Linked DNA regions of Homo sapiens: all the other regions are linked to region 1. Evidence: chromatin contacts called from ENCODE Hi-C or POLR2A ChIA-PET data. All regions are on one chromosome and are shown on one strand. The core of a region is the stretch at or near the end of the contact, and the rest is flanking DNA. Distances in the headings are between cores, read along the strand shown.

Evidence for each region. Hi-C counts contacts between places; a loop is a spot of excess contacts on that map. ChIA-PET counts read pairs that join two places held with the same protein, here RNA polymerase II (POLR2A). Pooled maps may share reads with other maps.
Region 2: a pooled map shows a loop between it and region 1 (2.3-fold over the local background). The contact joins the promoter of PKP2 here to the enhancer-like site in region 1. A Hi-C loop is called at or near these places in 2 of 168 maps with a recorded cell type or tissue (Caco-2 and mammary epithelial cell), 3 of 37 single-sample maps with no recorded cell type and 3 of 50 pooled maps.
Region 3: a loop to region 1 is called in a map of MCF 10A, with 5 times the contacts of the local background. The contact joins two enhancer-like sites. A Hi-C loop is called at or near these places in 1 of 168 maps with a recorded cell type or tissue (MCF 10A). POLR2A ChIA-PET finds 5 or more read pairs at or near these places in 1 of 52 experiments (CD8-positive, alpha-beta memory T cell).

The regions. Positions count from the first base shown.
Region 1 is chr12:32,452,947-32,455,475 of GRCh38, forward strand. All of the region lies in intron 1 of FGD4 (FYVE, RhoGEF and PH domain containing 4), which reads left to right. Among named protein-coding and RNA genes, the nearest start is that of FGD4, 55 kb to the left of the region's middle. RefSeq lists an enhancer at 163-952. Within about 2 kb of position 1,270, at least 7 of the 41 ENCODE cell types and tissues checked have a DNase peak (open chromatin) inside an H3K27ac peak, as active enhancers do; they include mammary epithelial cell, where a contact is called at or near this core.
Region 2 is chr12:32,895,515-32,898,043 of GRCh38, forward strand. It overlaps PKP2 (plakophilin 2), which reads right to left and starts at 1,263. Exons shown (of 13, transcript NM_001005242.3): 1 at 995-1,263. The coding sequence starts at 1,217. RefSeq lists silencers at 1,262-1,371, 1,572-1,671.
Region 3 is chr12:32,114,597-32,117,125 of GRCh38, forward strand. All of the region lies in intron 1 of BICD1 (BICD cargo adaptor 1), which reads left to right. Among named protein-coding and RNA genes, the nearest start is that of BICD1-AS1, 8.4 kb to the left of the region's middle. Within about 2 kb of position 1,260, at least 14 of the 41 ENCODE cell types and tissues checked have a DNase peak (open chromatin) inside an H3K27ac peak, as active enhancers do.

The DNA of each region.
Region 1 (2,529 bases), core at 20-2,519:
CACTGCACTCCAGCCTGGGCAACAGAGTGAGATTCTGTCTCAAAAAATGAGAATGCACTAGATACACAATTTTATTGAACTTTCTATTATAGAAAATTTCAAACTTATGCAAAGTAAAGACTAGTATGACCCCCATTTACCCATCATCCAGCTTTGATAATTATTAACACATCCAAATAGTTTTATGTAATAAAGATTTATAAAACGTGTGTGTGTATATATATCTATATTATATATATATTTTATATATATATTATATATATATATATATATAATATAGATATATATATATTTTTTTTTTTTTAAATGTAGAGCCTCACTCTGTTGCCCAGGCTGGAGCAGAGTGGCACAGTCTTGGCTCACTGCAGACTCCACCTCCTGGGTTTAAGCAATTCTTGTGTCTCAGCCTCCCGAGTAGCTGGGATCACAGGTATGCGCCATCATGCCTGACTAATTTTTGTATTTTTAGTAGAGATGGGGTTTTGCCATGTTGGCCAGACTGGTGTCGAACTCCTGGCCTCAAGTGATCCACCTGCCTCGGCATCCCAAAGTGCTGGGATTACAGGTGTGAGCCACTGCACCCAGCCTAGGATCTCTTAATTTATCATTAGTCCTGGATAAGAACTCCAGTTTGGCTGATAAATTTTGTGTGCTCATCCTACAGAGAAGCAAAATGGTGTTCAGACAGATAATTAACTTGCCCAACTTGCTTAGAAGAAGCCTAACTTGGGCTCATTGTTTCAGGCTTTCAAAAACTTTTTTCTATAATTATTATCATACTTTATTTTTTAGATTTTCATTTATCTCATTCTTTAGATTGAGGAGGGAAGGCTCACACCTGTTGTATTTACTAATCCACACCCAGTACCTAACTGAACAACTGATGTATAGAGTTCATTAAATATTTGTTGAATGAATGGATCAAAACTATCTTTATATTAGGAGTCTGATTTGCATCTAAAAATATTTTAGGTGGTGTTATTTATTTCCTTCTCATCAAGAATAATTCCACGGTTTTCTTTGTAAGTGGACTCTTGCCACCAGGGAAAGATTGTGGACTCGATTTCTGTGAGTGTTTAGCTGTTAATAAAAAGCCCCAACTGAAGATAAAATGTGAAATGATTAAAAAAAAAAAGGTTTATTTCCTAACCTGGTAGCCAGTTATTAAATTCCTGATAGCATTGAGGAGAAATAGGCACACTGATAACGAGACATGAGAGACAAGTTCTCTGTGTTCCAGGAGCAGAGCAATGTTCTTTTCTCTAACATTCACACTGGATGAGTAATATGGGAGTGACTTGAAGGAATGAGCATTTGTACCGCATGCAAGGGTTTTTACTCTTTCTAGTACCTTCATTAAGGGATTAGCCTTTCGTTCTTTGAAATGCAAAATCTCAGTTGCCCAAAAAGCAGAGTGGAAATGAGCAGCATCCTCTCTTCCTTAAGAGAAGTGGTCTTTCTTCTGTCACTTAAGACATTTTCCTATAGTTGAGGATTTTATAGCAAAGAGAATTTTTTAAACCAAGTTACTGGTTAAAAACTTTTTGTTGTTGTTGTTGGTCTTAATTTCATAGGCACATAGGTTAGGGCCAATCACTAGTCTTTTCTAAGCTTTTATTTTTTAAAAATCGCTAATGCTTTAAAATACTGTCAATGTGATAGGTCCCAGCTGCTGATTCCTTCATACTAAATGATTGTTTTAAGTAAGTTTTGATTCCTGTTTGTCTTTGATTGTAGTAGTTTTGTTTTACTTTTAAAAATTAAATTCAATAGGATCATAAAGCATGCTTTTGACCAAATATTTTGCTGGTATCTTAAATTGACCGCAGTACAATTTAGAGTCTCAGAACATTTTCTTTTAAGTTGCCTTTTTTCATCCTCAGTGTTCTTGTTCTGACAGTGTATCCTGTGATTTTTAAATTTTTCTTCCTTTCTGGGTGAAGTGACAGAATTTTAAAGTGTTTTTTGAAACATCTGGTGATCTAAATACAGTTTGGGGGAGCTTTGACCTACTTAGAATGGTTCTTTGTGCCAGAGAGCATGTTTATTCCCAAGGTAACTCTGCTATGGAATTGCCCATGTGAATGCATTGAGACTTGCAACTTGCCAGATCTTTTATTATACAAACACAATGAAGCAGCAGGCAGCCAAGAAGAAACGAGGAAGATTGCATTGTTCTTGTACTTCCTTGAATTAAGAAGTTTATTCATCTCAGTATTTTCTACAAATTTCTTTGACAATAACATTGTGAATGAGGATTTAGCAGCAACAGTTGATTGCATGTGTGTTCATTGTCAGTATGTTTGCTCTATTGAAACACCTTTATGCATTTTGTTCAGTAGATTATACTTATACATAAAATTTTTTATTTATATTTAGAGCCTTTTTAGACATATGGCTGTATCATGAAGTATAGTAGTATATTCCTTTTAGATAGTTTATTTTAAAATACCAGGATAATTGTATTTAAACATATAGTATAGATTTTGGAATATTATATTCCATTTCTGTGATAGCAGAATATCTATG
Region 2 (2,529 bases), core at 13-2,512, 440 kb after region 1:
CTTAATTGCTCAATTTCTTTCCTCTTCTTTTTGCTATAAGCCAACATAGTGCTTTTATAATGCAAACTCACATACACAGCAACAAGAAGTAAAACAAGGGTCACTGAGTTGATCCCATCACCTGACTTCAGCAGGGGAGAAAAGGATACATCATGATCTCTAATTTTCACAAGTGGCTTGCCATCTTCTTTCCCTTCCACCTCCCCCGTCTATCAATCATGAACATAGTGTGCATGTGTGTGCTTACACCCCTTTCACCTTCGGGTTTAATTTTTTGGAGGGATCAGACTTGCATCACGCCCGCACTGGTGGGGGTAGGAAGCGCAGCTAGGCGGGCACGGCTGTTGCCGGCAGGGCCAAAGTCCCCTACCTCCTCCTCGGCGTGTTTGTTCCCTGGACCAAAGCCTCCTAACTACTTTTCTTCACTCCCTAGATCCACCACTCGCCTCCCACACAGGGTGGAGCGCCCCGAAGTACTTGCATAAGACAGCACAATCCCAATTTATAGGTTGTAGGAGCGCCAGTGCTGTCGGTTTTTTTCCCCAAGATATTTATGGGGGTCATTAATTATTTAACAAATCTAATAAAATTGAAGGGCTCCTTCTCCCAGAAAAAGATCGTACACACCAAAAATTCTGCATAGCATCTCAAGGTGTTTATAGACTCCCTGAACCTTCAAATTAAGTCCGCACCAGTGAGGGGCGCGGACCGGCGGAGTAGAAAAAGAAAGGGGTGAAATCTTGAAGTGAGTTAGTTAACATTGATAGATATGTACAATATTTAATATACATAGGTACCTATATGACAAAGCTGAGTAATAGGTTATGGAAAAGAGTGCTTTCCACAAGCAAGTCGGTCATACCGAAGACGGCGAGCAACAGGTGGGCAGAACACGGGGTCCCGCACTCCCAGCACGCGGGGTGAGGGCGGGATAGGAGGAGGTGACCGGGTGTGGGGCAGGGGGCGGCGCCGGGGAGCGGCGGGCTCCACTCACCGTTGCCCACGGAGCTGCGGCCCTTCCGGGCGAGGGTCTGCTGCACCTGCTCCTGGATCCGCAGGCTCTTGACTGTCTGGCCGCCGCGGCCGCTGCTCCCCGCCAGCTTCAGCTTGGCCTCGGAGGGCAGCGCCAGGCTGGAGCTGTCCAGTTGTCCCAGGATCTGCTGGCCCAGGACGGTCCGGATGTAGCCGTACTCAGCTGGGGCGCCGGGGGCTGCCATGGGGCCGGTGGGGGCGACCGAGCTGCTCGCCTGCCTCTGGACTCGCGGGCGAAGCCGCCACGGAGCTGGGGGCGCTGGCGCGAGCCCCGCCCCGCTCGAGTCCGGCCCCGCCCCTGGCCCGCCCCCCGCGCCGGTGAGAGGCCCGGGCCGGGGGGGAGCTCGGCCTCGTGGGCCGGACGCCCGGCCTTCCCTGAGGAGGGGGCGCGGCTCCGGCCGGGCACGCGCAGTCGGGCCCGGGGGCGGGGGCGGGGGCGGGCCGGACCCGCTGAGCGCGCGGACACCTGGAGACTTGTACCCGCCCGCGGGGAGGTGGGGAGAGGGGCGCGGTTCGCCTGGGGTCGCGCACGTTGTCGGAGTCCCAGCGGATACCGCCTGCCGGGGCCGCGCCCCGCTCTGCCCACGCCCCGCGCTGGACAGGATGGATTTCCGCTCGATGCAGGGAGGGGCTGCCCTGCAGGCAGGTGAGCCCTCGAGAGTCACTCCTGTTCTTGGACTGAGGCTTGCCTCCGGGATCCCCGAGCGAGTAGTATGTCTGGTTAGTCAGGCTTTGTCGCACTGTTGGAAACGTTTCCTGGTTTTCCTGGACCTGAGGGTGAGAAAGGGCTATTTGGTCAGGCGGAAAGGGCAATATGAGGGAAATGTGCCAAGAAGATAACGTGTGAAATAAAAGACTTTCTAAAGAGAGTGTTTTTTTTCTTAGTACAACGTCAGGACTATGTACTTTTTGCACAGATGCAGTCCCAGAAACATATGTTCTTCCTCATTGAGAGCTTCTGTTTTCTCTTGGATACACAAATTGTACCCAGTACTCTTGCTAACCCATTCCTCTCTTACGAACACACCCACACAGAGAAACTCCAACAAGAGGCTCTAGAGAAGAAATGAATTTTAATAGACGATGCTTTTTAAATAGCCCTGCTAACGTTGATTAAGTCCTCTTTATTACAGGCTCTTTGTAGAGAGATCCACGGAGAGGGCCTCCAACTTTCAATCGAATCTTCCACAACTTGTATTTATCGTGCTATTAATTATGTTTCACCGCAGTTGACTACTGAGAACTTGAGAGCTAAGCTCAACAGAAAGGATCCTTGACCTTAAAGTTTACAACCAAAGCCACTTGTCCTGATTTGCCTCTTTGGACTTAAGAGGCAGAAAGAAAAACATGTATCCCTGGTATTAAGATAATATTCCCTTTGATTGCTTGGGTTTGTATGTTCACTTTCCCTCAAATCACTCAATTGCTGCAAAACCCCACTTACTCAAGTCTGAAGTGTTTGGAGAACGCAGCTTCCCTCGTCTTTGTTTTCCTACC
Region 3 (2,529 bases), core at 10-2,509, 340 kb before region 1:
GGTCTAGAACTCTTGAGCTAAGGACAGTCCGCCTGTTTTGGCCTCCCAAAGTGCTAGGATTACAGGCTAACTTTCAATTTAATAAAAAAAATTAATTTGTGCAATTGGTTGTTATTTTATAGAAGCCTAATTTCTAGAATATGGGATATAAACAATTTAATAATGTTTTCACCAGTTAGTTTGATTGCTTTCTAAATTAGGAAAAATGAAAACAAATAAACGATGGGCAAAAAAGCTGACTGGGGACAGTAAGGTCTAAGAAGGCAGCCTAAGTGGAAAATTAGCCCTTACTCACCATTTAGGGTTATGGGGGCTGGGAGCAACAGTCCTCACTGCTCACTGACTAATCTTTATCAATCTTATTTAATCTTTATTGAAGATGCATTAGCATTTTTAATTTAAGTGGGTTTTTTTCCTCTTTTCTTTTGGTGGGGGGTGTGGGCGGCGGGGGAGTTTCAATATGTTGACCAGGCTGGTCTTGAACTCCTGGCCTCAAGCGATTCTCCCTCCTCAGCCTCCCAAAGTGCTGGGATTACAGGCATGAGCCATTGCACCCAGCCTTTTCTATTTTTCATTTCAAGAGTTTGCTTTTTAAGAATTAAAATTGTGTAATTATGACAGTTTTTATTGCAGTACTCCAAGCTAGAGAAAAGCATATATAAATTAATAGTTTTCCCTTCTTCTCCCACAGTTCTGTCTCTGTTGTTAACACTTTGCTGAGTATTCTTCTGTACTTGTTTTAAATGTCTTTAAACATATAGGCAGGGTTTTTGTGTGTGTGGTGTTTTTGGTTTTTTTTTTTTTGCTGTTTTTCTTCCTTTGTTTTTATAAAAACAGGATCTTGCAGCCTGGTGTTTTAAATTTAGTAGTATGTCCTTTCAAAAGGCAGGTATTTACGAGACAAAGCTGCATTTTTAAAGCACTGGTGAAGTGTGAAGAAAATGAGACCGATTAGGGAAGAAAACCCGAGAAGCTCAGAGTTTGGGTGACCCTGGGGATGTGGGAAGGTGGTGAAAATGGTACCCTGAGGGTAGCATGGATGGTAAGTGAAAGAGGAAAAGGTGTAGGTTTGCATAAAAGAAACTGATGGAATTTGGATGCCCAATAGCAGACCCAGGGGAATGATACCAGGGGAAAAGATGGACAGTTTTGTGGGTAAATTAGCAGTGATTTTGATTCCTTGTCTTGTTAGCTGCTGATGGAGATACGTGTATCAGCATAATACCTGGCTAGTTTCCATGGCCGGCAAGAGCCAGTCCTGCAGTGTGACCACATCCTGTCCATTCTGGGTCTTGGTGGCAAGCCAGGATGATTCAGGCAGTTGGGCTTTATTACGTTATCCCTTCTTTGCCCTCTGAAAGCTGAGTTTTGAAATAGTTAGGATCTTATACAACATCTCAGATTCAGCATGCTGTGCAGGAGGTGGGGAGAAAAGGGTACAAAAGAGGAAAATGTTCAGTGAAGGTGTTATTACAATGGAGGGGAATATGAAAGTGGAAATTGATACCTTTTCCTCTTGGGATTTAATTAAGTCTATAAAATTAAGGTGTTGCAATACATAATGTCTATGATTTTTTTTTACCAGCTCTAAATCTCTGAGATGGCTGTGTTTTAGAGCTGCATGTTCTGCTTATTTACTGCCTGTCCTTTACATTTCAAATTCATTCAATATTTTTCCAAAGTACAGAATAGTTTTGCCTAGTTGCAGTAATTTTCACCTAGACTTCAGGGATCTTCCATCAACTCTTTTATGTATTTTTTCTCCTTTGTTTTTCCACTCTGGTCACTCAGTTCTAGCCAAGATAGTCCACCTTATTTTAGCACTTGTACTATGTCTCTGTCTCTGTCTGTCTGTCTGTCTGTCTGTCTCTCTCTCTCTCTCTCTCTCTCTCTCTTTCTCTCTCTCTCTCTCTCTATATATATATATATATATGTAATTTTGAGATGGAGTCTCACTCTGTCGCTCTGACTGAAGTACAGTGGTGCGATTACAGCCCACTGCAGCCTTGACCTCACAGGTTCAAGTAATCCTCCCACCTCAGCCTCCAGAGTAGCTGGGACCACAGGTGCACACCACTATGCTGGCTATTTTTTTTTTTTTTAACCTGATTTTGTTTTTACTGGAGGCTCAGGTGGCCCAACTAATTTTTAGAAATTATTATTTGCAGAGATGAGGTTTTGTTATGTTGCTCAGGCTGGTCTTGAACTTCTGGGCTCAAGTGATTCTCCCACCTCAGCCTCCCAAAGTGTTGGGATTGTAGGTGTGAACTACTGTGCCTGGCCTTCTACATTTTTTTTTTAACCATTTCATAGTTCCCTTTTTCTTTGAACACTTGGTCCAAACTCACTTTTCTTCTGGATTCATATTTTCTGATCTCACCTATTATGTTATAGAACTGATATGTTACGTTTGTTTTCATTGATGCGTCTGTACTTGGCTTCAGAGAGCAGAACAAGGCCCTGTGAGTCACTGGGAGCCAGATTTTGGATCAAAATAAATCACTTTCTGACAAGTGTAGTTGTCTAGTA